5 separate regions of the Homo sapiens genome follow, and regions 1, 2, 4 and 5 are each linked to region 3. The links are chromatin loops, found by intact Hi-C in ENCODE. Cell type or tissue: CD14-positive monocyte. All regions are shown on one strand.

What was found. A loop is a pair of places that touch in the nucleus more often than their neighbours do. Peaks named below come from ENCODE experiments on the same cell type or tissue, not always from the same donor. Only the 100,000 strongest peaks of a DNase experiment are listed, where the experiment ranks them.
Region 1: it touches region 3 in a loop (5-fold over the local background); 5 of 110 quality-filtered maps call a loop at or near these places.
Region 2: it touches region 3 in a loop (2.9-fold over the local background); 6 of 110 quality-filtered maps call a loop at or near these places.
Region 4: it touches region 3 in a loop (6-fold over the local background); 11 of 110 quality-filtered maps call a loop at or near these places.
Region 5: a loop joins it to region 3, with 2.5 times the contacts of the local background. A loop is called at or near these places in 15 of 110 quality-filtered maps.

What each region holds. Positions count from the first base shown.
Region 1 is chr15:70,505,255-70,510,254 of GRCh38, forward strand. It overlaps LINC02205 (long intergenic non-protein coding RNA 2205), which reads right to left and starts at 674. Exons shown (of 2, transcript NR_146562.1): 1 at 655-674. RefSeq lists an enhancer at 563-612. In CD14-positive monocyte, no CTCF peak of the experiment used is centred here; DNase peaks (open chromatin) are centred at 477, 2,777, 3,577, 4,237 and 1 weaker place; H3K4me3 peaks cover 198 bases; H3K27ac peaks cover 3,897 bases.
Region 2 is chr15:69,608,537-69,613,536 of GRCh38, forward strand. The region is part of intron 1 of PCAT29 (prostate cancer associated transcript 29); the gene reads left to right. Among named protein-coding and RNA genes, the nearest start is that of PCAT29, 19 kb to the left of the region's middle. In CD14-positive monocyte, no CTCF peak of the experiment used is centred here; DNase peaks (open chromatin) are centred at 875 and 1,945; H3K4me3 peaks cover 1,559 bases; H3K27ac peaks cover 2,500 bases.
Region 3 is chr15:69,717,242-69,722,241 of GRCh38, forward strand. No RefSeq gene overlaps it. Among named protein-coding and RNA genes, the nearest start is that of LINC00593, 120 kb to the right of the region's middle. RefSeq lists a silencer at 2,539-2,588. In CD14-positive monocyte, no CTCF peak of the experiment used is centred here; DNase peaks (open chromatin) are centred at 1,880, 2,460, 2,810, 4,390 and 1 weaker place; H3K4me3 peaks cover 1,568 bases; H3K27ac peaks cover 5,000 bases.
Region 4 is chr15:69,664,693-69,669,692 of GRCh38, forward strand. All of the region lies in intron 1 of PCAT29 (prostate cancer associated transcript 29), which reads left to right. Among named protein-coding and RNA genes, the nearest start is that of PCAT29, 75 kb to the left of the region's middle. RefSeq lists enhancers at 368-983, 1,600-2,214, 1,655-1,704, 1,735-1,784, 4,293-4,372. In CD14-positive monocyte, no CTCF peak of the experiment used is centred here; DNase peaks (open chromatin) are centred at 1,939, 2,399, 3,499, 4,989 and 2 weaker places; H3K4me3 peaks cover 2,964 bases; H3K27ac peaks cover 4,402 bases.
Region 5 is chr15:69,573,588-69,578,587 of GRCh38, forward strand. No RefSeq gene overlaps it. Among named protein-coding and RNA genes, the nearest start is that of DRAIC, 14 kb to the left of the region's middle. In CD14-positive monocyte, a CTCF peak has its summit at 2,547 (motif pointing right); DNase peaks (open chromatin) are centred at 1,184 and 2,594; H3K27ac peaks cover 897 bases.

The DNA.
Region 1 (5,000 bases), 790 kb after region 3:
CAGATTTGTGGGCCAAATTCAAGCCTGAAGCTTCTCTGTTATTTGGCTGCAAAAGAATTCCTGGTGGGAGTGAACACCACCCACCCCTAACAAGGTGTCAGCCCTTTACCTTCTAGCTCCTGCTGCTCCCAAACCCCAGAAAAACCCACTCTGATTTGGCCTTGAAAACCAGAACAGTGACCCTTGCTGGCAGCCAAATGTTTGCACCACAGGCTCTGACATCCAGGCGTCTTAGGGTTGTCTTAGACATCCAGACAGCAAGACAGGCAGTGGGCAGCAGACCAGAGGTGATTGAATGGCCAACTACACCCCATGTGAGAGCAAAGTCCATGAGGGATACCCCTCTCCCCAATTCTTCTGGGGCCTTCCCTCCCCATAACACTTCCATCTGCCCAGACAAGGGCTTCTGGTGCCAGGGGCAGCTCCCTTCTTATCCTTTATACTTGGCTGTTTGTGCAGACCACACAAAGATGAGTCATGCTGAAAGGCAGAACCTGCCCAGGGCTCCGTGAGTAATTTAGGCACTCACTCTACTTCTATTAAATCCCCTTCCCTTGAGGATATTAATGGGAAAGAAATCTGACTAAAGTAATTCACACTCAGGTGTAGCTGACTAATAGCACTATGCGGGTGGGGAGAGGTGGGGAGGATTACCTTTTAGGTGTCTTGCTAACCCCAGATAGAGGAAGAAATCTCAGGCAGTTGACCAACCCATGATATCAGCCCTGAAGGCAGCTTAAGAGAAAAGGCAGGGGGTTGCATTAGTTCCCCAACATCTCTGCCGGGAAAGGACCTCAAGATCCATTATGCATTTGTGAGGTTAATCACAGCATCATAGCTGCTCAGAGTCAGAAAGACCTCACAGGCCAGGCAGACCCCTGGGGTATGCAAATGTGTGCAAACTAACATCCAGATTGGCATTCATTATTCTGTGGTCACCAGCTGAGGGACTTCTGTGTGGAGCACAGCTACGCTGCTGGCAGGAGCCCTGATGTGGAGCAACAATATCCTACTGGAAATGCCCAGGGTGGCCTTGGAGAAACTCCAGAGGGGCACAGGGATTGGCCTGCTGGACCCAGCTCTGGAGGACCAGCCAGAGATGCACACACACTCACTCAAGATGAAGTGCAAGCCTGTGTGTTTTAGTAAAAGGCAAATCTGAAACCGCCTTTGCAAAAATCATAACTAAGGAAATTATGACAGTGAGAGAAACCTGACAGGGCTGACTCCATCTTGTCTCAAGCCTCACAAGTTGGCTCTCTTTGCTCATTCTTGGGCTTGGGCCAAGCTAACTCTGGGAGACATTTATAGTTTAAATAACAGCTCTTCCCAAAAGCTAACGTGTTCTTGTAAAACAAATAAAAGGCCACCAAGTTAGGATAAGAGGGGCTTGAATTCTAATTATTATCAGCTATTGTTCTGGAGGTCATAAGATTTACAACTTCTCCAATTACTCTTGAAGATAACATCACTGTTGTAGAACCTAACATTGGCCTTTTGAGATAACTTTTCAGTTTTTTGCATGTCTGGCAACCTGATGGCCCCAGCTGGACCTGCCAACCACTTCTGTGGCCCCCACCCAGGAACCGCCTCAGCATAAGAGGACAGCTTTGACTCCTTATGATTTCATCCCCAAGCCAACCAATCAGCACTCCTGACTCACTGTCCTCCTACCCACTAAATTATTCTTAAAAACACCGATCCCTGAATTCTCAGGGAGACTGATTTAAGTAATAATAAAACTCCAGTCTCCCGTACAGCCGGCTCTACATGAATTGAACTCTTTCTCTATTGCAACTCCCCTATCTTGATAAATTGGCTCTGTCTAGACAGCAGGCAAGATGAACCTGATGGGCAGTTACAAATCATGCAAAGATGATATGAAGCAAATTACAGGGGAATGACCACAAAACAATCACCATCTCTCCCTGCCTGGTAAGGGTCCTACAACCCTGACAGAGGCGGTATAGAGCGGCAAATCAGGGGGAAGGGATAGCCTCTCACCACACCCAAATGTCCTCCAGCACCATCCTCCTTGGTCTGTTGCCCAGCAGTGCTCTGGGCCAGATACCTGTGCTCGGCACTGAGGGGCACCCAGTGTGACTCAAGCAGAGTCTCTCCCCCAGAAGGGGTTACTGGAGCCACATGTCCAACCACCAGGTCAGGTGAGAACTGAAGCTCAGAACCTCCATGCCAGGATGGGTCTCCATCTGTCCATTATCCACTACTGTTGTGTAGACTGTGCAAAGATGAGTATCAGGCTGGGCGCCGTAGCTCATGCCTGCAATCCCAACACTTTGGGAGGCCAAGGTGGGTGAATCACTTGAGCCCAGGAGTTCAAGACCAGCCTGGGCAACAAGGAGAAACCCCACCTCTACAAAAAATACAGGCACACACAAAAAATTAGCAGGGTGTGGTGGCACGCACCTGTAGTCCCAGCAACTCAGGAGGCTGAGGTGGGAGGGTCTACTGAGCCTAGGAGGTTGAGGTTGCAGTGAGCTGTGATTGTGCCACTGCACTCCAGCCTAGGTGTCAAGATGAGACCCTGTCTCAAAAAAAAAAAAAAAAAAAAAAAGAAGAAAAGAAAAGAAAAGGAAAAGATGAGTAACAGCTCTCCAAGGCAGGGCTCACCCAGGGCCTCACAGATAACCACTCATGTTGAACAAACCTTGCCTCACCAGGCTCTTAAAAGTGAATTTCAACAGAGGGACAAGTGAATGGAATGAATAAATAAATATTTACCATGTAGTATGAGTCAGGCACAGCAAATAGGGTGTCTTGTTTACTCACAGTGGCCTTAGGAGGAAGGTATTAGCATCTCCAATGGACTATTGAGGAACTAAGACTCAAAAAGATTAAGTGCCTCACCACGTCACACAGCTAGAAATTGATATGACCTCCACATTCATGGAGAAGTGAGGGGAAGTGGAGGGAGCTAAGGTTAATGTGGGTGATGTCAGAGGTACTGGTGACTTGCAACTGCCCTCCCCCTCATCTGGCCCCTCCCACTTCCAGCATGCACTCTCTCACCCACCTCATGCCCCAGCACTCACACACAATTCATGCTGTAGAGCACAGTTGGGCAAGGCAAGTGGCAGCTTTGAGCTCCCTCTGGAAGGGGCAGGGGAGGGGGAAATCATGCCCTTAGAGGCCCCTCCCCAACCCCTCCCTCCCCACCCCCAATCTGCTGCAGCATCTGCCTCCCCAGTGTCAGCATCAAAGATTCATCAAAGCTGAAGCCCAGCAAAGTGTGTGCTTCACATCTCTAAATGTGCTTCTTCCCAATGAAAAATTCAGTGGAAAATGCAGGGAGTTAAAGAGGGGAGAAAAAAACAGATTTGAGAAGGAAACAGGGAAGGAAGAAGAGAAAAGAGAGCTGCCTCTGCACTGTGGTTCCACTGAATCCACCCACACTTACTGAGCATCTGCCTTATTTAGGGCACTGTACCAGGCACAGAGGTGCGACCGCCAAATACAGCCTCATAGGCTGCGCACTGCACAACTTTGGGGGAACCATTCCCAGAGATGCATTCTGGCTCCTGTCCAAATGGCGTGGGAGTCAGGAGGCCTGGGTGTCTGAGTCTGCTCCGCCACTCATTAGTCATCTAACATTCTTGAGTCTCAGATTTCTCACATCCAAGCCAGAGGTTCCAATACCCACCCCTCTCTTCTTCCAGTGCCCTGAGGAACATGTGCACAGGTTGTAAACTGTTGTGATAAAAAGAAAGTAGATAACTCATCCTACAGAGAAGCCCAAACAATGGGTTCAGGAAAAGAAGAGGAAGGGACCATTTCCAGTGGGGACAGTAGAGGGGGCTGCTTCCTGGAAGAGATCTTTGATCCCAGTTGTAAAGGATAAGGAGGAGTTCAGCAGACAAGCCACTGTGACAAATGAGCAGCTACTGCAGGTCCAGGCAGAGTGACAATGTGGGCAAACACCCAGATAGAGGAATGAACAACTTGGGCAGTGAAAGGGACTGTCTGGTTTGGCCCAGGAGGAGCTGGTGTAGGAAGTCCAACAGAAGGATGGACTTAGCTGATAATAAGATGAAAAAAGATTTTATCACTACAAGGAAGGCCTTGAGTGGCCTGCAGGTGTGGCAAGGAATCAGGAGATTGCTCGCCTCCACCTCTCATTGGTTTTGTCACTTTAGATGAGTCACAGCTTCCCTCAAACCTCAGTTTCCTCATCCATAAAATGAGGACATCAGACCAAGTGATCTGCAAGTTCCTCTTTTGGCTCATTTGGTCTGTACTTCTAGTTCTAAGAAGTTGTTCCGTTGGCCATGGGGGTATCCCAAGAAGCTCAGGTTGACAAGACTTACCCAGGGCTTCCTCATAGGGCACCCCCAACCCTACATCCTCATTTCAAATCAGTCTCTTGTTGCTGTGCTTTGGACAGAGGATCCTCCAAGTACATGTGAGTGAGCCTTCCTGGACGTGAGGCTTTACCTTCCTCTACAGTGGAGACTCAGCACAGCTCCCACCCCACCCGGCAGACAAGCCAGGAGCACCCACACCTAGAGCAGCCCTGAGTAAGCAAGCAGCACTCACAGCGCTGGTGTCACTAGCTTAGGCCCAGGAACGTCCAGGGTGAGCAGTTGTACCCCACAGGCTGCACACTATGCCCTGCACACCAGCATCCCCAGCCAGGTGTGACCTGAAGATAAGTCTCCACATCCTAGCCAGTCACATGCCTCTCAGACAGAACCAGAGTGACACTGTGAAATAACAGGTCCCTGAGCAACCTACACATGGGCAGGGCTGGGGAGCTTCCAGCTTCTGTGACTAAACCTTCCCTCTCCTCCCCTGTGGGAAGTGTGGTGCCTCCCCAGCCCAGCTCTGGGAGCAGCACAGAGGAGCGGTCTCTGGCTTGGGCCTTGGGGTTAGTTGTGTGAGCTGAGAGTCTCAACTCCACTCCTTGCTAGCTAGATAATCTTGACCTTGAACAAGTTCCTTATCCCTCCTAAGCCTCAGTTTGCTCTTACCTGTAAAATAGG
Region 2 (5,000 bases), 110 kb before region 3:
AGATTCTTAGATTCAAGCTGTTCCACATCATTTCCCATATAGGAAAGTGGAAGCCCAGAGGGTGTTCGCGCTGATCTGAGACCACACAGTAAGGTAGTGTCAGAGATGAGACGGGACGAAGTGTGAACCCCCCAGTTCATTAGTCAATTGTTTCTTTGGAACAGAGCATCTAATAAGTTACACAATAAGAATCTGAGTTTTAGTCTTACTGGCCATGCTGGCTGTTTGGTAACTGGTGAGATGGCCTGACGGGAGTCTGTTTGCAAGTGGTGGCTGACAGCCCTCCACGGAAGAGGTGCATCCTGAAGGGGGAAGCCATGGACGATGATTTTACCCAGTGGTATGTGGATTGACATTATGGACATAGCACGGCAGTTGTTTGTTTGTTTGTTTTCTTTTTTTTCTTTTTTTTTTTTTTTGAGACAGCATCTCACTCTATTTCCTAGGCTGGAATGCAGTGGTGCAATCACAGCTCACTGCAGCCTTGACCTCCCAGGCTCAAGCAATCCTCCCATTTTAACCTCTCAAGCGGCTGGGACTACAGGCACGTACCACCATACCTTGCTAATATCTTTAAATTTTTTTTTTTTTTTTTTTGTAGAGACGAGGTCTCACTGTGTTGCTAGGGCTGGTCTCAAACTTCTGACCTCAGGTGATCCACCCGCCTCAGCCTCCCAAAGTGCTGAGATTACAGGCGTGAGCCACTGTGCCCAGCTGGCAGTTGTTTTTCAAGTCTGTTGTCCACCTCGGTTCCTGGACACCATTTGAATGCTCTCCCACGGAGAGCAGAGAGAGAGAGAGAGAGAGAGAGAGAGAGTGTGTGTGTGTGTTTTAAGGGGAGGAATCTACAGTAGAATCTGAAAGAGCTCTTTCACTCATCTCTGAGTCACACTGAACTCCAAGCAGCACTGCTGTGGGTTCCCCATAAGGGAGCATAACAGAGAGACAGCTCTCCCACACCCCACTGTATTTATTATTATTATTACTTTTTGAGATGGAGTCTCACTCTGTTGCTTGGGCTGGAGTGCAGTGGCGCAATCTCGGCTCACTGCAACCTCTACCTCCCGGGTTCAAGTGGTTCTCCTGCCTCAGCCTCCTGAGTAGCTGGGATTACAGGCGCCCATGACCACTCCCGGCTAATTTTAGTAGAGACAGGGTTTCACCATGTTGGCCAGGCTGGTCTCCAACTCCTGACCTCAGGTGATCTGCCCACCTCAGTCTCCCAAAGTGTTGGGATTACAGATGTGAGCCACTGTCCTGGCACCCAACTTTGTTTTAATTCTCTTTCACCCGATTTCCTTCTACTCTTTTTTTTAAAAATTGAAGCAGTTGTGCAGTTTTTTGCAATGTTCAGACTCTGATACTTATGACTCCTTACATCTCAGATCAAGCCGTGGGAAGGCCCGGGCAGGGAATATGATATCCAATGGTCAGTGGAAAGAATGCACTCAGGGAAGTCAAATACATGGTCTAAGTTCCCACAGCTGGAAAGGGATGACCAAGCAGTAGGCTTGACTCTGAAGACCATGCCGTTTTGATTTTACCATATTGGGACTCTCTCCCTCTGCCAACCGTTCCTTTTTCTGAGTCTTTTCCTATTCTTTTTCTCTCTCATCTCTCAACCTTTCCCTTCTTCACCTCCATCTCCCCCATCCTCTCTATCTCTCTCTTTCTCCTTTTCCCCTCTCCCCACTCTTCTGAAAAGCCACAGCTTCTCTCTGTTCTAATATGCCTAAGACATTGTCCCAGAAACTTTCTTATGTGCTTCTTGACACCCAGAGTGACTGAACACAGGTATGTTTGTTGGGAGAGCCTCTGCCTCCATGGGAAGAGAAGCTAACTGGTTGACTTTCTGCTACTTGTACCAGCCAAGGGGCTATTTGCAGACAGTACATAACAATGACAAAGCACCATAAGACATTGAGCAATCTTTCCTTGCATCAATTAGATTCTGACATCTGCTTACTGTTTAATTATCTTTTGACTGAGGAAATGGAAAAGTTGACAAGTAGTTCAACCCAACAAGAGTCAGGTTCCTTATTTTTCCCCCTTCATGAGCATGTTTTTAGAACACTGATCTGCCAGCATCTCCTGGTCTCTCTGGGGCACTGGCAAAAAATACAGACAAATATTTATGTTCCATGAACTCAAGAAGGTTTTCATATTGTTTTCATGTTTAACTGATTTCAAATGAACGACAATGGCTCTTAATGTGGTTACAAGAATTTGCCATTAATTTTCACTTGAAATTGGATGCAGCCGGTGTACATGCCTATACTGTATTCTAGTTCTTAACGATTTGCCTTCCAAAAACATAGGCTGCTTCCTACTGGCTGATGGGCACAGCAGCTTAGTGAGGGTATCGATCTCCTATTACATGTGAACAAAAATTAAATTGAGAATATCACCCTATTTCAGAGTGCTTTGCCTGTAGCATTTGAGGCAGGCGGCTGGGACACTGAATGAAGAGCCTGGGGGAGGCAGGTTCAGCATGCCACCGTTTCCTGGTCATGAAGATGCCAGCTCCAGCTCCAAGCAGGTGACAAGGCTGGGTGGCCAGGGGACATGGGAGTGTGGTTCGAGGTCTCAGAGCATTTTAAAAAACTTCCGTTGTCTTTCTACCTTGGATTTCAGGAGCACCAGGGTAATGTTCTAAACTTCTTTGTGAGGTTTAAAGTCTTCCCTCCCTTGGTCTAAAATGTTGAAGTGGGTGGTGGAACAGAGAGGTGACATGAAGATGAGAGTTGAGCCAGAGGAATAGGATTCTCCATCTTTGGGGACGTCATTTAATTTTGGAAACACTCAGTTTCTGTTTAAGCAGTGTAACCATATAATTTGTTGAACACTTTTGAAGGGGTGAATGTTAAATTGGATAGCATGTTGGGAAAATGGGCTTAAACTGGAGATAAGGTCGACCTATGAATAAAGAAGGGATTAGGCCACATAGCGGGGGTCAGGGGTGGTAAATAGGTTTCATACCCATGGTAATTATGGAAGAGCCATCAGGCTTTCTGGACTGCATTGTGGAGGGGATGGTGCAGCTGCTTTTGAGCACCATGGAAGAGTTTCCTGATTGATTAGCAATGTCTGCTCTAGTCTCTGGGAAGGATGGCTGCACCCTTGCGGGTATTCACCATTCCTGGATTGGATGTCTTCAAGAGCCTTTTCAATTCTATTTTTGAAATAAGAATAATTGAGAAGTGAATGAAGCTAACCTTCTTATTTAAATGCCCTGGAGTTTGAGACCTGGAAAGCCAGACTGAGAGGCCTATGGCAGTGCTTTTCCAACTGAATGTGTACACTTGAATCTTGTCAAAATGCAGATTCTGAATCAGAAGTCTGGGCTAAGGCCCAATAGCCTCAATTTCTGATGAGTTCCCAGGTGATACCGATGCTGCTGGTCTGTGGGCCACACTTTGAGCAACAAAGACCTAAGGCAGCATCCTGAACCTGGGCCAGTGCCCCTTCACTGCAGGCTCATAGCCTGCAGAAGAACCTGTATATATGCTACTTTCCAAAGATTTTTTTCCGCAGGTCATTTAAGTGATTCCTCCAGACAGCCTTTTAATGTTTGATAGATTATTTCCCGCCCCCATCACCCAGTTTTTTTTTCCTAAATGTGCTTTTCAGGTGCAGCAGGTTTAAGTGCCTAGCCCAAGAGCTATAAATGGCAGAGCTGAGACTCACATTTAAGTCTTTGCCCTTCCCCAGGTGGCCCTTTGAGCACCTATCTGGCAGGCCTAATTATAGAGGTAATGTTGTGAGTGCCCTCAGCTCAAATGGGGCAGCTCTTGGAGCAGTGCCAAGGGATTGTACTGATGCTAAATATGCCTTCAGATCACGTCAGAAGCCTAAGATTGCCTTGTGACCCCCAGCTCCACCATTCCAGCCAGTCATTAAGGCAGGCAGACAACATCTTACAGTCTTGGGTTCATGGGAGCCTTTTTTGTTCTTATGAGGGTTTTAGAGCCAGATAGACCTGGATCAGAATCTTTCCATGTCATTTGACCTTAAGCAAGTTACTTAATCTCCCAAATTAAAATCCCTTCACCTGTAAAAAGGCACATTCTTGGCTGAGCGCGGTGGCTCACGCCTGTAATCTCAGCACTTTGGGAGGCTGAGGCAGGCGGATCATAAGGTCAGGAGTTTTAGACCAGCCTGACCAACATGGTGAAACCCCGTCTCTACTACTAAAAATACAAAAATTAGCCAGGCATGGTGGTGCGCAGCTGTAATCCCAGCTACTCGGGAGGCTGAGGCAGGAGAATTGCTTGAACCCAGGAGGCGGAGGTTGCAGTGAGCTAAGATCGCGCCATTGCACTCCAGCCTTGGCAACAGAGGGAGACTCCATTTCAAAAAAAAAAAAAAAAAAAAATAGGCACATTCTTGCCTTTCAGAGTTGTTGGAAAGATGAAAATAAACAATGAATGTAGTAAAATGCATGGCACAGTGCATAGCAAAGATGGAACATTTTGTTTCTCCCCTTTGCCCTTCAGAAGAACTGTAATTCCTTAGTGTTGCTACTCACTGCACAAATACAGTGTAACTATCTTAGATTCTTCTTGATACAGTGGTGTACTCCACAATAATGGGTTCAACCTTTATGTAGTGCCTTCCCGTACACAATAAAATAGAAAACCATATTCATTACCAAATATCATTCTTTCATGATATAACACACAAAAAACTATTTAAACAAACTTCAAAACTTATACTGTAAAACATGTCAGCACCAAAAACTATGCAGGCAACACAGACAAATTTGAAAATTAGAAGAAAACTTAAAATGTCCCCGTTGTGATTTGGCATTAGCAAAATCACCGATAAGTTTCGCAACTTCTGCTGCCTTGTTTCTGCAGCGAGTGGTGTTAATTCTGTTAAACATTGTTGTCACAGAGTGTTCCTTAAATAGTTTTTAATTGGTTTTAATTTGGAGAAAAAACGTTTTGCTGAAGATACAGGGGCAGGAATTGTCAAAAATAAAATTAACAGATAACATT
Region 3 (5,000 bases):
CCAGTGATAGAGCATAGGCAGGGTAGATTTAGCATAATTATTTGGAGTTTTGGAATGATAAAAGAGTATTGGCTAATGTAAAGTCACCAGTTGCATTAGCCCCTAACAAGAGAGTCCCCTTGTTATTTGAAGCTTTGAAGCCAGGCATTGACTTCACTCTGGCTAGGAAAACCCTAGATGGCACCGTCTTCCAATAGAAGGCTGTTACATCTATGCTGAAAATCTGTTTTTTAGTGTAGCCACCTTCATTAATGATTTTAGCTAGATCTTCTGGATAACTTGCTGTAGTTCTACATTATAGCACTTGGTGCTTCACCTTGCACTTTGATGTTCTGGAGATGGCTTCTCTCCTTAAACCCCATGAACCAACCTCTGCTAGCTTCCAACATTTATTCTGCAGCTTCCTCAGCTCCCTCAACCTTCATAGAATTGAAAGAGTTAGAGCATTGCTCTGAATTAGACTTTGGCTTAAGAGAATGTAGTGGCTGGTTTGATCTTTCATCCAGACCACCCAAACTTTCTCCATATCAGCAATAAGGCTGTTTCACTTTCTTATGACTCATGTGTTCACTGGAGTAGCACTTTTCATTTCCTTCAAGAACTTTTCCTGGCAGGACTTGATGGCTCACGCCTGTAATCCCAGCACTTTGGGAGGCCGAGGGGGGTGGATCACGAGGTCTGGAGTTTGAGACCAGCCTGGCCAACATGGTGAAACACCATCTCTACTAAAAATACAAAAATTAGCTGGGCATGGTGACAGGCACCTGTAATCCCAGCTACTTGGGAGGCTGAGGCAGGAGAATCGCTTGAACCCAGGAGGCGGAGGTTGCAGTGAGCTGAGATCGTGCCATTGCACTCCAGCCTGGGCAACAAGAACAAAAGTCTGTGTCAAACAAAACAAAACACAAAACAGAACTTTTCCTTTGCATTCCCAACTTGGCTAACTGGTGTGAGAGGCCTGGCTTTCAACTTCTCTTGGCTTTTGACATGCCTTCCTCACAAGCTTCATCATTTTTAGCTTTTGATTGAAAGTGAGAGATGTATAACTCATTTTTCCACTTAAATACTTAGAGGCCATTTTATGGTTATTAATTGGGCTAATTTCCATATTTTTGTGTTTCAAGGAATGGGGAGGCCGAAGGAGAGGGAGAGAGAGAGAGAGATTGGCCAGTAGGAGCAGTCAGAACACACAAAACATTTATTAATTAAGTTCGCTGTCTTACATGGGTGCAGTTCATGGTGCCCCAAAATAATTACAATAGTAGTATCAAAGATCACTGATCACACATCACCATAACAGATGTAATAATAATGAAAAAGTCTGAAATATTGCAAGAATTACCAAAATGTGACACAGATACAGGAAGTGTGCACATTCTATTGGAAAAACGGCACCAACAGACTTGCTCTACACAGGGTTGCAACACATTTTCAATTTGTGAAAAACACACAATATCTGTGAAGTGCATTAGGCAAAGTGCAATAAAATCAGGTATGCCTGTAGAATGAGGCTCATGCAGTTAAGAGCTGGTGTGGCTCCTTCTTGTCTTTCATGGGGTGATGACTTGGAGGCCCTGCATGCCCAATGGCCTGCAGAATGGAGGAGGGCCCCCCACTCCATGGCATTCTCCATGAGCAAGAAATAAACTTTCATTATTTTAAATCTCTGAGATTTCAAGGTTGTTACTTCAGCATAGCCTGGCCTATTCTAGCGAATACCCAGCATGTTGGAGTTCACTGAGTAATTGCTGCTCTTGAGTTCTTTAACACCATGAAGGAAAAAGCTGCCTCTTGAGCCACCCAGGGCAGCTGATTGACACTTTCCCTCACTCTCATCATCCAGCCCAGATGGCACTTCCTGTTTGGTAACACCTCACGTGGGCTCCTTCGTCCCCCACCAACTCTGCCAGTCACCATCCTACACAGTCAAATGTGCACAGTATTAGAGGTTTGCCAAGAACACATCCTTGTGTCTGCCAAGGAGCGTCTGTTTGAGGAAGAACATTCTAACAGAGAATGTTCAGAGACAAAATGCTGGCTGTGGGAGACAGTCAAATCTTTGTCTCTATGATGAGCAAGTGGAGGCTGGATGGCCACTGTGGATAGGGGGCAGGGGTCCTGAAGATGGGATGCCAGTCTCAAATGGGGAGGGGTTGGGCTGGGAGGGGCAGGATGAACAGGATGATTTTTAAGTCCCTTCCAACCCGGAGAGTCCCCACCTTACTGCCTAACTCAGTATTTTTTTTTGAAAGTGCATGAATGAATACATTTCAGTCACAAAGAAAGTAAAGGACATATGAAATAAAATAGCCTGACTTAATGAGCAAATAAGAATTATAACACAGATTCTTTCTGAAAGGTGTAGCCTCATGAGATCAATGTTCTCAGCCCTCATGAGGCTGACGGATGGTGAAGAGTGGTCAGGAAGGCATGTGACGCATATCCGTAATTTACACGCCAGCCACAAAGAGGGCTGAGCTCAGGGAGGAGTCAGAGCCTTGAGACAGGCTGAAGCCATCATGATAACAGCCCCTCACAAGGACACCTGGTGCTTTGTCATGCACAAAGTGCTCCCCCTGACATCCTGAGTGCTCAGAAACTATTTTCTCTGAGCTTTTAATCATAGATCATAGATTATCCTATATCTCTGAGCTCTTCTTATCATAGCCTCAGGAGAGAAGAACTGCTATTCCTATTTTATAGATGGGTAGGCAGTTTTCAGCAATTTCCCCAAGATCACATAGTGAGTAATGGGGAGATCCAAGACTTGAACCCAGATCCTGTTACACAAAGTGGTGGGTTTTAAAATAAGAGAATACACTTACTCCAGGCACTGGAAGCTGAAATTGCAATTAGTTCACATGCTCCCAGGTTCCTGAGAACTTCCACTTTTGTGTGTAATGTTGATTGTGGACAGATATTATAGGGACAGGCTGACTCTGAACTGCCTTGAAGACAAGAAGGATTTTCTTGGGAAAAGCAATGGACTGGGAGACAGAGAGTCCTGCAATACAGGCCCTGAATCTTTTTCTGACCCACTTCATTACCAAGAAACCTCAGTTTCCTCATCTGAAAGTATGAGGAAAGATGTTGATCTGGTCTACCATGAAGAATTTCTGTGAGGACCCAATGCGAGGATGGGGTGCACATATTTTGAAAACCAATAAAAAGCTGTAAAGAACTATAAAAAGCTGGGGTTCTTGTTTCAATTAAGAATGCATTTTGCTAGGCCAGGCACAGTGGCTCACACCCGTAAATACCAGCACCTTGGGAGGTCAAGGTGGGTGGACCACCTGAGGTCAGGATTTCAAGACCAGCCTGAACAATATGGTGAAATGCTGTCTCTACTAAAAATACAAAAATTACGTGGGTGTGGTGGTGGGCACCTGTAGTCCCAGCTACTCGGGAGGCTGAGACAGGAGAATTGCTTGAACTTAGGAGGTGGAGGTTGCAGTGAGCTGAGATTGCACCACTGCACTCCTGCCTTGGCGACAGAGTGAGAATGCATTTAGCTGCAAGTAACAGAGCAGCCAGCTACAGTGGTTTTAACAGATGATGCTCTGATTTTCCTATGACATAAGAAGTGCAGGGTGGGTAGTACAGGGCAGGAGAGGATGATTTAACAATGTTAATGGGGGCCTAGCCCTTTTCCCCTCTGTTCAAATTCCATCCTCACACATGCTACCTTATATGCACAAGATGGATACTGCCCCTCCAGGCTTTACGTTCCAGTTGCAGGTGGGAAAAAGAAGGGAGAAGGAGGAAGAGTTGGTACCTACATTACGAATGCAAAAGTTTTCTTAGAAATCCAATAACTGTAATATTGGCCAGAACTGTAATCAAATGGTCACCCTCTAGGTACAAGGGAGGCTGGAAGAATGAACATTTTTGGCTGGGCACACCACTAAACAAATCCAGGGTTTTGATGGAAAGGAAGGGGTGGGGATGGATTGCAGGTGACAGCTGGTGGTGCCTACCACAAGCTCCAATACCAAGATGGGCACTGAATTCACAGGGATCTTTTAAATTTAGTTTCTGGATTTGAGTGAAAGCAAATTGGGTTGCCTCATCCTTCGAAGGAAAAGTGGATCCATAGTATTCTACTGTCAGAAAGGGAAATAGAGTCACCTTGAAGACAAGAGGTGAGAGAGTGCTGCAGGTCTGGAGGGCCAAGTGGATAGAAGCTCAGCATGACCTCCCTCTCTCTGTCTCCCCTTTGTTCACTTTCATTAGTCCCGTTCACTTGGGCTGGGAGAGCTGGATCCGGGGAGCTCATTAATAGCCTCTGGGTTTGTGTGTGTCTCCACCCGAAGAAGTCTAACCACAGACTTCCTCTTGACTCTTGGCAACAGGGAGAAAACAAAACCACAGCAGCTTTCATTGCTGAAAAAGACAAAACTGACTCGTTTGCTTAATAAGCCCAGACGGAGGAACTTTATTTCTGGGAGGAAGTGCTGAAGACTCCGGTACAGGCCGGGTGCGGTGGCTCACGCCTGTAATCCTAGCGCTTTGAGAGGCCAAGGCGGATGGATCACGAGGTCAGGAGATCGAGACCATCCTGGCTAACACAGTGAAACCCCGTCTCTACTAAAAATACAAAAACATTAGCCAGGCATGGTGGCGGGCGTCTGTAGTCCCAGCTACTCGGGAGGCTGAGGCAGGAGAATGGCGTGAACCCGGGAGGCGGAGCTTGCAGTGAGCCGAGATCGGGCCACTGCACTCCAGCCTGGGCGACAGAGCGAGACTCGGTCCCAAAAAAAAAAAAAGACTTCAGTACAAGGAGTCGTGGTTGCGCCGTGAAATTGCCAGACTCTGCGATGAGACATCCTGGGTTGACAGTTTAGAGGTTGAGAGATTGGTGGGAGGAGGCCACGAGTCCAGGGCTCAGTAGGACTACGGGGCAGAAGCCTGTGCTGCAGATAGGTGGGACTTTGCAAAATGGATCTGCTTGGGGAAACTGAGGCCTCCTCCCACCTCCGACAACATCCAGACCTCTTTTG
Region 4 (5,000 bases), 53 kb before region 3:
GAGCACCCCCACCTCACCCCCCAGCCCGGAGAAGCCACCACCGCGCTGCCTCCCTGTGTTATCTGGCACATCAAGTGCTGCGACAATGAATATAGATTGACCTTATTATAGCAGCCGGCTGCTGGTGCCAGGCGCAGCCAGGCATACTTTGCACAAATTAAAGGTGTCAGCATGTAATTTACGGTTCATGGCAAAAAGGGGTGGTAGGGGTAGGGGAGGCACTGAGGCAGGTAGAAAGGAAGGTGGGCTGGCTGTGGGGCTGGCACCAGGAGCCCAGGCGCTAATGACAGGAGGCGCAGCCGTGGTGTCATTTTCATCCCGGTTTGCTCATTTTTAGCTATTTCTTGCTCAAGGGGGGCAGCCCCCTCTCCTGAGCCCTCCCCAACATGCTCTGTGTGCATGTGTGCGTGTGTGTATTTTTCAGCTAAATTACTGGTTTTACCTGAAGAGCGTAAAGTAGGTGTGCTAATTTACAGCTCGGCAGATAAAGCCGCAGCGTGCAGCGCTGTCTGGGAAGCCTGTGATCCGACATCATTTTACTAACACACCCGAGAGCAGCTTGACACATTGAGTCGGGCCTGTGATTAAAGTTGTAGTCTTCTTTCCCCCTCCCTCTCTCTTCTCCAACACGGAGAACAGATTAAACTCTAAGTAATAGATCTCGGTTTTCTTGCCATCCCACTGATATACACAGTACACAGTTTGACACAAAGAGTAAGTTATACATCACAAACAACAGCCTCTGCTCTTTACCGCCCAGAATTAATTTTCCATTTGCTACGCTTCCCTCCTCTCCAAGCCCATTTTCCTGTCCAGCAGGGCTCTCTCCTCTCTTGAAAAGGCAGGTGAGGAGAAGTGCAGGTCAGGCCTGGAAGAGGTGGCTCGGGACAGAGTTTAACCCTTATGGTTTAAGGATGAGGAAACAGAGACCTGGAGAGAAGCGACTTCCTGATGTCGCCCTTTGTGTCTGTGGCAGTGGTGAGGCTCAAACCTGTCTTCTGGTTGATAAGCCAGGCCCCACCTCCCATGCCCAGACAGCAGAGGCTGCCCGAGGAGCTGCTTGTTTGTTTGCCCTGCTATTCCCAGCAACCTGCCAGCAAACTGTCTCTGCTTCTCTGCTCTGCTCTGTGCCCCAGGAGGGGACCTCTAAGGGCTGCCCATGCCTCTGACCACTGCCTGGGCTTGGCCAGCGGGAGATACCAGAATGAGAAGCAACAGTGGGAGGAGAGAGGGGCTGGGCTATTTCTCCTCTGCTTCTCCCTCTGGGACGTGTGTCTCGGAAGAGCTGCCTCCCTCTGTGACTGCGCTCCTGTGGGGCGGCCCCTCCTCCACGGCCCCCACTCCTGCTGGTCTCTGGCCATGACATCCTGCCCTGCCCTGTAGATGCGGGCTGCGGACAGCTGTCAGCTGTTCTAGTCCAGGAGTCTCCCCATCCCTTTTGGATTTCCTTAACCCTGCCTAACTCAGTCACAAGCCCCTCCATCTGTGTCTCTTCATTTGAGCCACCTGGGGGGAATTCTGTTTCCTGTGGGGACCTCGAATGATACTGGGGTGGACCCATTCTTTATTGAGGACCTACGCTGGCAGCCATCTGCCTAAAGGCACACACTGGGAGGAAGGAGTCCAGACCTCCCAGGGTAGCACACATCCCTCTGGGAGGGTCCACCATTCACCCGGCTTGCTTTCCTGGCCACTGACACCCCTCCCCAGGCCCCACCGCAAGTCTTTGTACACCACCTTAGTGGAGTCTCGTGTGTGGCCCTGTGAGGCAGGGTCTGGCTAGGCCCTCTAAGGGATGTGGAAACGGAGGCCCAGGGAGGCTGGGGCTCTTCCCTAGGGTCACCCAACTTTGCACAGCAGAGTCCAGTTCCAAATGTGGGGCTAGCTGGCTCCAGTGCTGAGCAACTTCCTCTGTGCTGTGTGGGAGGTTCGTCTTGCTCATGTAGCTCACGTAGAACACACACACACACACACACACACACACGTGCACACACAGGCACAAATGACTAAATGCTTTTAAGGAGCTGTAGGAGAGTATGGGCAGGGATGCAAGGCCAGAAGTGAGGAGGGTTAGACGTGGCAGGGAGGGCTGGGTAAATCCAGGAGGGCATTTTGGAGGAGGTCAATAAGTCCTGGAGATGATTGGAAACCGCGTGGAAGCATATAGCCAGGAACTCTCTAACCGCGCCTCGGTAGACTGGTTGCACTGAATCACCAGGTTGGGTGGGGTTTAGGGGTATGCTTTAAAATTAGACTCCCAGGCCTCATCTCTAACATATAGAATCAGAATCTCTGGGGATGCAGTCCAAGAATCTGTTTTGTTTTGCTTTGATATGCAACTAGTCGTGGGAGCCACAAACTCTTCCCACTTCCCCATTTTACGTGCTGGGGAAGTATGTAAAGGAAGTAGAGAGAGGCCTAGGGACTTGCTCAGGGTCTCACAACAACCAATTCCAAAGCCAGGGCTGGCACCCAGGCCCCTTGGTTCCCAGCTCGGTGCTCATCCGACTGCTCATTCACCCTCGGGCTTCTCAGTGGGCAGGGTGGAAACACAGCTTCCTTAGATGATGGTCTCAGCCTCCTCCTCCCCCCGCCCCAGCCACCCTGCAGCCGGTTCTCAAGATGGCAAGTGGGGGGTGGATGAAGGTGGTGGCAAAGCGAGAAAGCGCCTGGAATAACACGACATTTTGAAATGTGAATCACTGGCACTTTCTGTTTTCTCCTGTTCCCCCTCTGCACCCTCCCATTCCCGCCCCCCCCCCCCCCCCGCCGACCAGGCACTCTCTGAGCTGTAGGAACGCTAGGCCTGGACATCCACCCAGCGTGTGGAACCAGCTGGGGAAGCCACCTGCGTGCAAGAGTGGGTGGAGTCTGAGATGAGAGCAGAGACTGGGGCTCTGGGCCTACTGCTGTCCCTTCTTGCTGTGTGACTTTGGGCAAGGCACTGTACCTCTCTGGACCTCAGCACTGGGATGCTCACCATAAGGCTTGTCAATACCCTTGGGCTGCCACATGGTGGGGGTGGGGGCCCTGCAGGACCTAGTCTATCCTGAATCCCTCTTCTGCCCTCCTGTCCTGACATTCCATCGCTCGTGTTCCGGTCTTTTGAACCCTGAGTAACAGGAGCCCAGGACGGTGCTGGTGGGAGGGTGCTGGGAAAGGGGGAAGCTGGGGAGGGGGCAGTTAGGGCTGCCAAGTGGAACAGGGGCCACTCAGCCGCTGAATGAGTGTCTGGACTCCCACCCCCAGACACTTCCTCCACATTCCCTCAACTCAGGAGCTAATGATTCAAAAACAGAGGTCAGCTCCTGGCTCCATGTTGACATGCAGGTACAGGGCAGAGCAAGCCAATGGTACCCTGGACCTCAGGGGGCTTGTGCCCTCTGTGGTGTGAAAGGTCACTGGGCATTTCTTAAGTGCCTCCAGCGCCAGGGCTTCTCCTCAGGCACCAAGGAGTGAGTTGGCTCTGTGTGTGTTTGTGTCCCCATCCCCAGATCAGGCCTGACTCACCCCGTGTCCCCACAGTCCAACACAGTGCTGGGTGCACAGCAGGGGCCCCAGGGACATCCCTGCATGGAATTTGTGCTGCCTGGCCAGGACCTCGTCAGCCTCAGCAGGCAGGAGCCTTGGTCCCAAGAGGATTGCCTTTGGGCAAGGCTTTTTTTCAGGCCCTCAGTGACCACATTTCTAAAATTGTGGTAGTGGCCAGTTTCATAGGCTGAGGAGCTCTTTCTGCTCTCCCTCGCCACAGGGTCCCTCTGCCTCAGCAGGAGAGCAGGCCAGAGTGCAGAGTCTGAGTGTGAGGCAGATGTGCATACGCAGGAACTCAGACAGGGCTGGCACATGGCAGCTGCTCAGTTATCGTCTATGAGGGGAAGAAAGGAGGAGGAGGGAAGAGGCAGAAAGAGGGTGAGGCTGGTGTGTGCAGCCCCATCAGCTGGCTCTGTGCTCATCTGATCCCTCTTGATCCCCCAGCTGGCTCCTGCCCACCCTCCTCTACTTCCTCCTGTGGCCTTTTCCCCTCCTCCTGAGAAGAAGGTGATATTGGAGGAAATGGTGGGGAGGGCACTGGAGAAAGCTCCCTAGGAAGTGGAGCTCTGTTCTAGAGACTAGGGAAATTAGGCCGTAAGTCTCCAGACCTCCCCTTCTGAGGAGCCCTCCATATAGCAGGAGGTGCTCAAAGCTGAGTGTCCCAATCCTGAACTTGGCAAACAACCTAACCCTAACACCCCACTGACGGTGTCCCAGGTGTAGACCCCTGTCTGGCTAGGAGGGACAGTGTTTAGTTTGCCACTGAGTGAGGGTGGTGGTGTGGGGTGGGGCTGTAAGAGAGAAATGCACCCCAGGAAGTGGGAAGCCAAGAGTGGGGAGAGTTCCATGCCCAGGAGCCCAGGGCCCACTTGTGGCTGCTCACGCTCACCATGTTTTGTCACCTGCCACTGGCTCCTAACCACTGATCAAAAATAGTCCTCTGCTTGCCCTTACATGTGACCGGCCTGTGGTCAGAGCACCCTACCCAGGCTGGGGTTGGGCTGCACGAGCATCCTGGCCAGCCCTGCCCCAAATGAGACAGGAAGTGCTCTGAAGTGCCTCTGTAGCTGATGGGGGCCGGGGTGGGGGGACCCTGCCAGCAGCTATCTGGGAGAGTTTGGCTTATGTTTCATAGTGTTTTCAAGGTCAGTTTCTTCCTCCTTGTTACCTGTGCCTCTTGTTTCTCTTAAAGGCCATCTGGAAAGAGGATATGGCCCAGAAGCATTTCTGTTCTCTCTCTGGACCTGAACATGGTTCCCCAAGGGTGTATTGTCTTGGCTGGCATGGTGGGTGGAGAGGGTATGGGGACAGGGTGGGCCCTAGCTTAGAATCCAAGCCACAGGGGCTTTAAACCCAAGAGAAAAAAACGTGGAGAGCTACAACCAGGCATTTTACCAATGAGGAAGCAACTTCTAGGGAGGTGAAGTGACTCACCTAGTGACTTCAAAATAAAAAATTCCCATTTCACA
Region 5 (5,000 bases), 140 kb before region 3:
ATTCACTGCCATTCTTTCTTGATATGCTTTAAAGGAGATGGGGGAAAGAAAGGATCCAGAGCTGGGAAATTCTGCTTTCTCAAATCCTTTCTTGTTACAGTGAGGCCGTAGTCCAGAGAGTTTAAGCAGACAGCTCTAAGTCACAGAGGGCAGGAGGCAGGGTTTGCATTGAGCAGTGAGGGTGGGTAGGGAATGAGGGGACTGTGCTAGCGCCCAGAGACTGGACCACGATGAGACCCTGGAGGAACCCTGCAGGAGGGTATTAGGGCAGGGGCAGCGAGGTAGGGGGAGCCAGGTGGGCAGTGGGCTAAGGACACAGTGCTGTCGAGTGGGGATATGCCAGCCCTGGTTACCAAAACCCACGTGGGGGTTTCTGAGTTCAAAGGCATGTGGATGGTGCAGCCCCCTGCTGAGATATGACTGCAGCTTTGGAAACATGATAAAATAAACACACGACGTGGGTCTTCAGACCACCCCCGATTAGCAGCTAAAGAGGTGGATGGGTAGAAGAAAAAGCAGAGGTTTTCAAAGAACAAAAATACAACAAGGCAGCACATCCGTCCCCGAGGTTGAGAAATGTGGGCTGCACTAGTTTCCGCATCATCAGAACTGTGCCCGAGTCAGCACAGTTCTGAGCACAGGGAGAATGTAGAGCACGTGGGGCAGGGAGGCAGGGTGCATGTACCTACGAAGTGCTGCCCCCACACACATCCCTTAAAGGAGAGTTACCCTAGAAATGATCTGAGGATTCTGGTAACAAGAGTTGTCATTCAAGATAGGCCTGACTCATTTCTTCCATGAAGGAGGAACTGAACAGTCAGCAGCAGAGATTAGAATTCTTATCCAGGCAGATCTTGAGTGCTTCCCTCCCTCCTACCAAAGTATTCTCTCTTTTGGCATCTCCCTGCCTTATATTTTGCCATTACGGGTTGATCCTGTTGGCTTGTCAGTCTCCAACAGTTCTCTATACAGACGCAAATGTTCTGGAGAGGCAGGCCACAGGTCAGCCCCAGACTGTGAACCCAGCTCAGGCAGCCAGGACCCAGGACTGGTTCCATCAGGGGCATGAGGGCCCACAGGAGTGAGCGAGGGAGAAGGATGAGGACAGTGATTATTGTTCCCCCTGTATGGATGAGGAAACTGAGACTCAGAGGAGTAAAGAAAGCAATGAGCAGTCTGAGGTTGGGGAAGGCCAAACCTCACTTCCTCCTCCCAAATCATGTGTCTTCAGAGTACATTCAAGGGCAACTCCACGCTCTGTGTTTCAGAGAAAACAATCCTTCATGGCTGTGCCCACGCTCTCCTCCCACACCACCAGATGTGCAGGCAGCGTGGGGTCTCTCCAGCATCCCCTGTTCAGACGGCCCGTTCGGAAACTGGACATAACTGTGACTTGTGTGCCTGGCTCTGAATAATCAGTTAGGCCAGTGAAATGGGAGTCTCTCTGTGTGTCTGGAATTTGAACTGAGACCCTAAGTTGGGACCACTCAGAAGTCTGGGAGACTCAAGAGTGAGGTGGCCATTACAGAGCCACACACAGCACAAGGTATTAAGTCAGGAGAAACTGAGGCAGCCAGACAGACGGGGAAGGGAGCAGGGCACAGAAAAAACCAATGAGGAGAGATACCCAGGGGAGAGGCCAGAGCTGCCTGATCAAGGACGATGCCCACCTCCAGGACAGGGACTCTTAAAGTCTGCCCAGGGATGGCAGGGCTGCCATGGAGCAGTATCCCCTGAGATATGGCTCTCATTTTTCTGCTTTCCTACTGGTGTGTTTTTTTGCCACTCTCTAGCCCTGGCTGTACCACTGAGGACTGAATTTTAACAGGCAGCAGGAAACTGGGATTCTTAGGTTGCAGGTCACTGGATCAAGAGGCACCACATCTACGTGTGAAGCAGGGATTACTGCCCCTCACTGCTGATATGGGATGCCAACATACCGCCCTGAGACCCTGCACCTGAGGACGATGCTGCCCCTGGGGCGGATCTAGGGCTGCGTTCCCTGGGGAGGGATGAGGTACTTTGCTTGCAGGAGGGAGAATGAGCCGGAAGCCATCAGTAGTCAGGAATGTGCCCTTTCAGTGTCCCTAGCTCCTGACTTCTGGGCACCTGGTGGGATTGCACTTTCTGCCTCTTTTGCTTGGGTGGGGCTGTGTGATAGATCCCACCAGTGAGCTGTGAGTGGAAGTTTTTCACTGTCTGTGTGAGGCCCTCAGTCTCTTGCTCTCAGTCACTGTAGCCAGCATCATTCCAGATGGTGGTGGCTACTGCCTCAACCTGGATCTTAGAAAATGGACACAGAGCTTGTCCAGCTAAATAAACCTGCCTGATTTGGAGCCATTTCGTGTTGGGGATTGTTTGCTACTACACCACACCCTGGGTGATCTGGCGGGTGCATTGCCTTAGCCAGGGCTTCAGCATCACACATTTCCTGGATCCTTCTGGGAAGTAGATGGAGGGCTGCTAAAAGCTGGGGCAACCCTAGGGGCTGGAGACATTCCCTGGGTCCCCCTGCCAGCCACAGTGCCAACCCTCAGGCTGTGGCACGGGAGTGCTGAACAGCAGAGGGCACCAGAGGCCTGTTTCTGCCTTCCCCATCCTGGTGCCATCATGGGGGTTGGTGGCATCAGTATTGCTGGTATTGTAGGAGGGTAGCATTTGGACCTACAGCAGAGAGAGATCTCGCTCCTCTTCTGTCACTGTGGTTGTGGGCAAGTGTTTGGAAGATGCAGACTCACCCTTCAGTAGGCTTCAGACAATATCTAGGGACCAGGGTCGGGGCACCCACCACAACTTCCTCTGGCCCTTTCTCTCTTGGGCTGGCCCCACCTTCAGTTGTCATCTGTCAGGCCCAGGGGTGGGGAGGAAAGCCAGGAGCCAGGATACAGCAGAACAGGCACAGGCAGCCTGACTCAGCACACAGCAGTGTTTTCAGGCCATCCCCTGTGGCTTTTCCTCTTCCATGCCTCAGATCCCACCACTATACTTTTGCCCATTTAGCACCCTACTTTCAATTCTGAAAATGCAGCTCTTGTTTTTTTGGGGAAAGGGAAAGGATGGAGGTTGGAGAGGGTGGGACTAACAGCAGATGTTTTCAGGATTTGAGAGCTTCGTCAGTACAAAGAGCTTTGTGCTAGGAGCCTGGAAGCCAGGTGATCTGCAGTAGGTCTTTTTCTTCCTTGGGCCTCAGTTTCCTCCTCTGCAAAAGTGGGTTTTGGGACAGCCAAGCTCTGAGCCCCTTCCAGAGTTTGTAACCTAAGATTCAGGTTTTGCTGGTCAGGAAGAGAGAGACAGCCTGGCCCTGGGGTAGGGATAGGAAGGAGGAGGAAGGTGCTACCTGTAAGGTAAAGGAGACAGGTGGGGGAAGCTTGGGTCACTGGGAGTCCTTAGCTGGACCATGACACTTTGCCAGGAGTGGCTGGATTCCCTGCACCTGCTGCTTTACTGTTGGCCTGTGTTTCAGTATTTACATTTCTCTGGATCATATAAGACCAAGGTCAGGTTAAGTCCATTACTCCTAACCCTAGTTGGCCCAAAGTCAAACAGAAGAGGTTGCCTGTGCACCTGCATCTCTGCCCTTCCTGCCTTCTCTAGGTGCTCTTAGCTCTGCATTTCTGCTCCTTCCTGCGGGGGCAGGAGGTTGGGCCTGACTCTGAAGCCCTAGTAGGGCCTGTCTTCCAGAAAGACAAGCACGTAGACACTGCAGGCAGCCACCTTGGGGTGGGGAAGGGAACACCCGCCTGGCATCTGGCTGTTCGCTGGGTGGGGATGCCTCTTTCTGCTGCCTTTGTTACCCTTTTCCCTCACCACTGCCAGCACTCAGGCTCCATAGTTAAAAGGCGGCACCAGGTTCTTCCCAGCAAGAACCTCAGGAGCTCTGGAGGCACCTTCTGGGTGGGGTTTGGTTGGATAAGCAAAGCATCTCCTTCAATCCTTCAGCCTCCATTCTGCTCAGTCCCTGGAAGGTCGGGTGGTAGCATGGGAGGAGGCCACCTCCTAAGCTTCCCCCGCCCTCCCCAGTGCCCCTGTTCCTCTGAGCTCTGGAGGTCACCAGGGCGCTGCGGAGCTCATTGCAAGCTGCCCTGGCTTGTTATCGGTCTTGAGAGACTCGTCTCTCTCTAGCTGCCTGTAAACCTCTGGGACCTGATGGATGGGTTTTGTTGTTTTCCTTCCCCCTGACTTGTTGGTGCTGTCACCTCCAGTCCCTGGTGGATGGACATCTTTTTATTCCAGCAAACCCACTACCTGTACTACCCATTCACTTAGTCATTCACTGAGGCTCACCATTGGCCATAAGATCACCAGGGCCTAGACACACAGAGGGGTGTGAGCACAGAACACAGTCCTTGCAGGGCTCTGGGTTTTGTAGGTGTGAGATGTGCCCGAGGCCTGCCAATTCACGGTGGCAAGTGCCCTGATGATGGCTGCACTGGCTCGTATGGGAACATTGCGGGAGGTGCATGGGGCCGCTTCTCAGAGGAGGCGATGTTTGAGCTGAATTGGAGGAAAAACAGTAAGGGTTCCCTAGATGGGGGTGGAGGGCTGGGAGAGAACTTTCTGGAAAGGGCACATCAGTCTGAGGGAAACACCTACATGCAGGCTGGCAGGTGAGAGGACAGAGTCCTTTCTGGGATCAGGACTGTTTGGGGCCACTGGAATAAGTGCAGGAGACTGGAGACAAGGCTGGGGAGAAGGCGGGACTTTGGTCATGGAGGTACTTGGAGTCTTTATCCTGTAGGTGGTGTGAAGACCAGAAAGGAGGCTGTTGCACTAGTTCAGGAAGAGAAGAGGAGGTGGGCGACAGAAGTAGAGGCAGCGCTCTGAGGGACCTTGGGCAGGTGGAAGCCACAAAACTGGATGGCCATGAGGGCAAGGTGAGGAGGAGGGGGAGGCGAGGAGGAGAGGGAGGCGAGGAGGAGGCGGAGGAGAGGAGGAGGGGGAGGCAAGGCCGACTCCAGGTCTCCTACTCAGGTGGCTCATGGCTCGGGGCCACTCGCTGC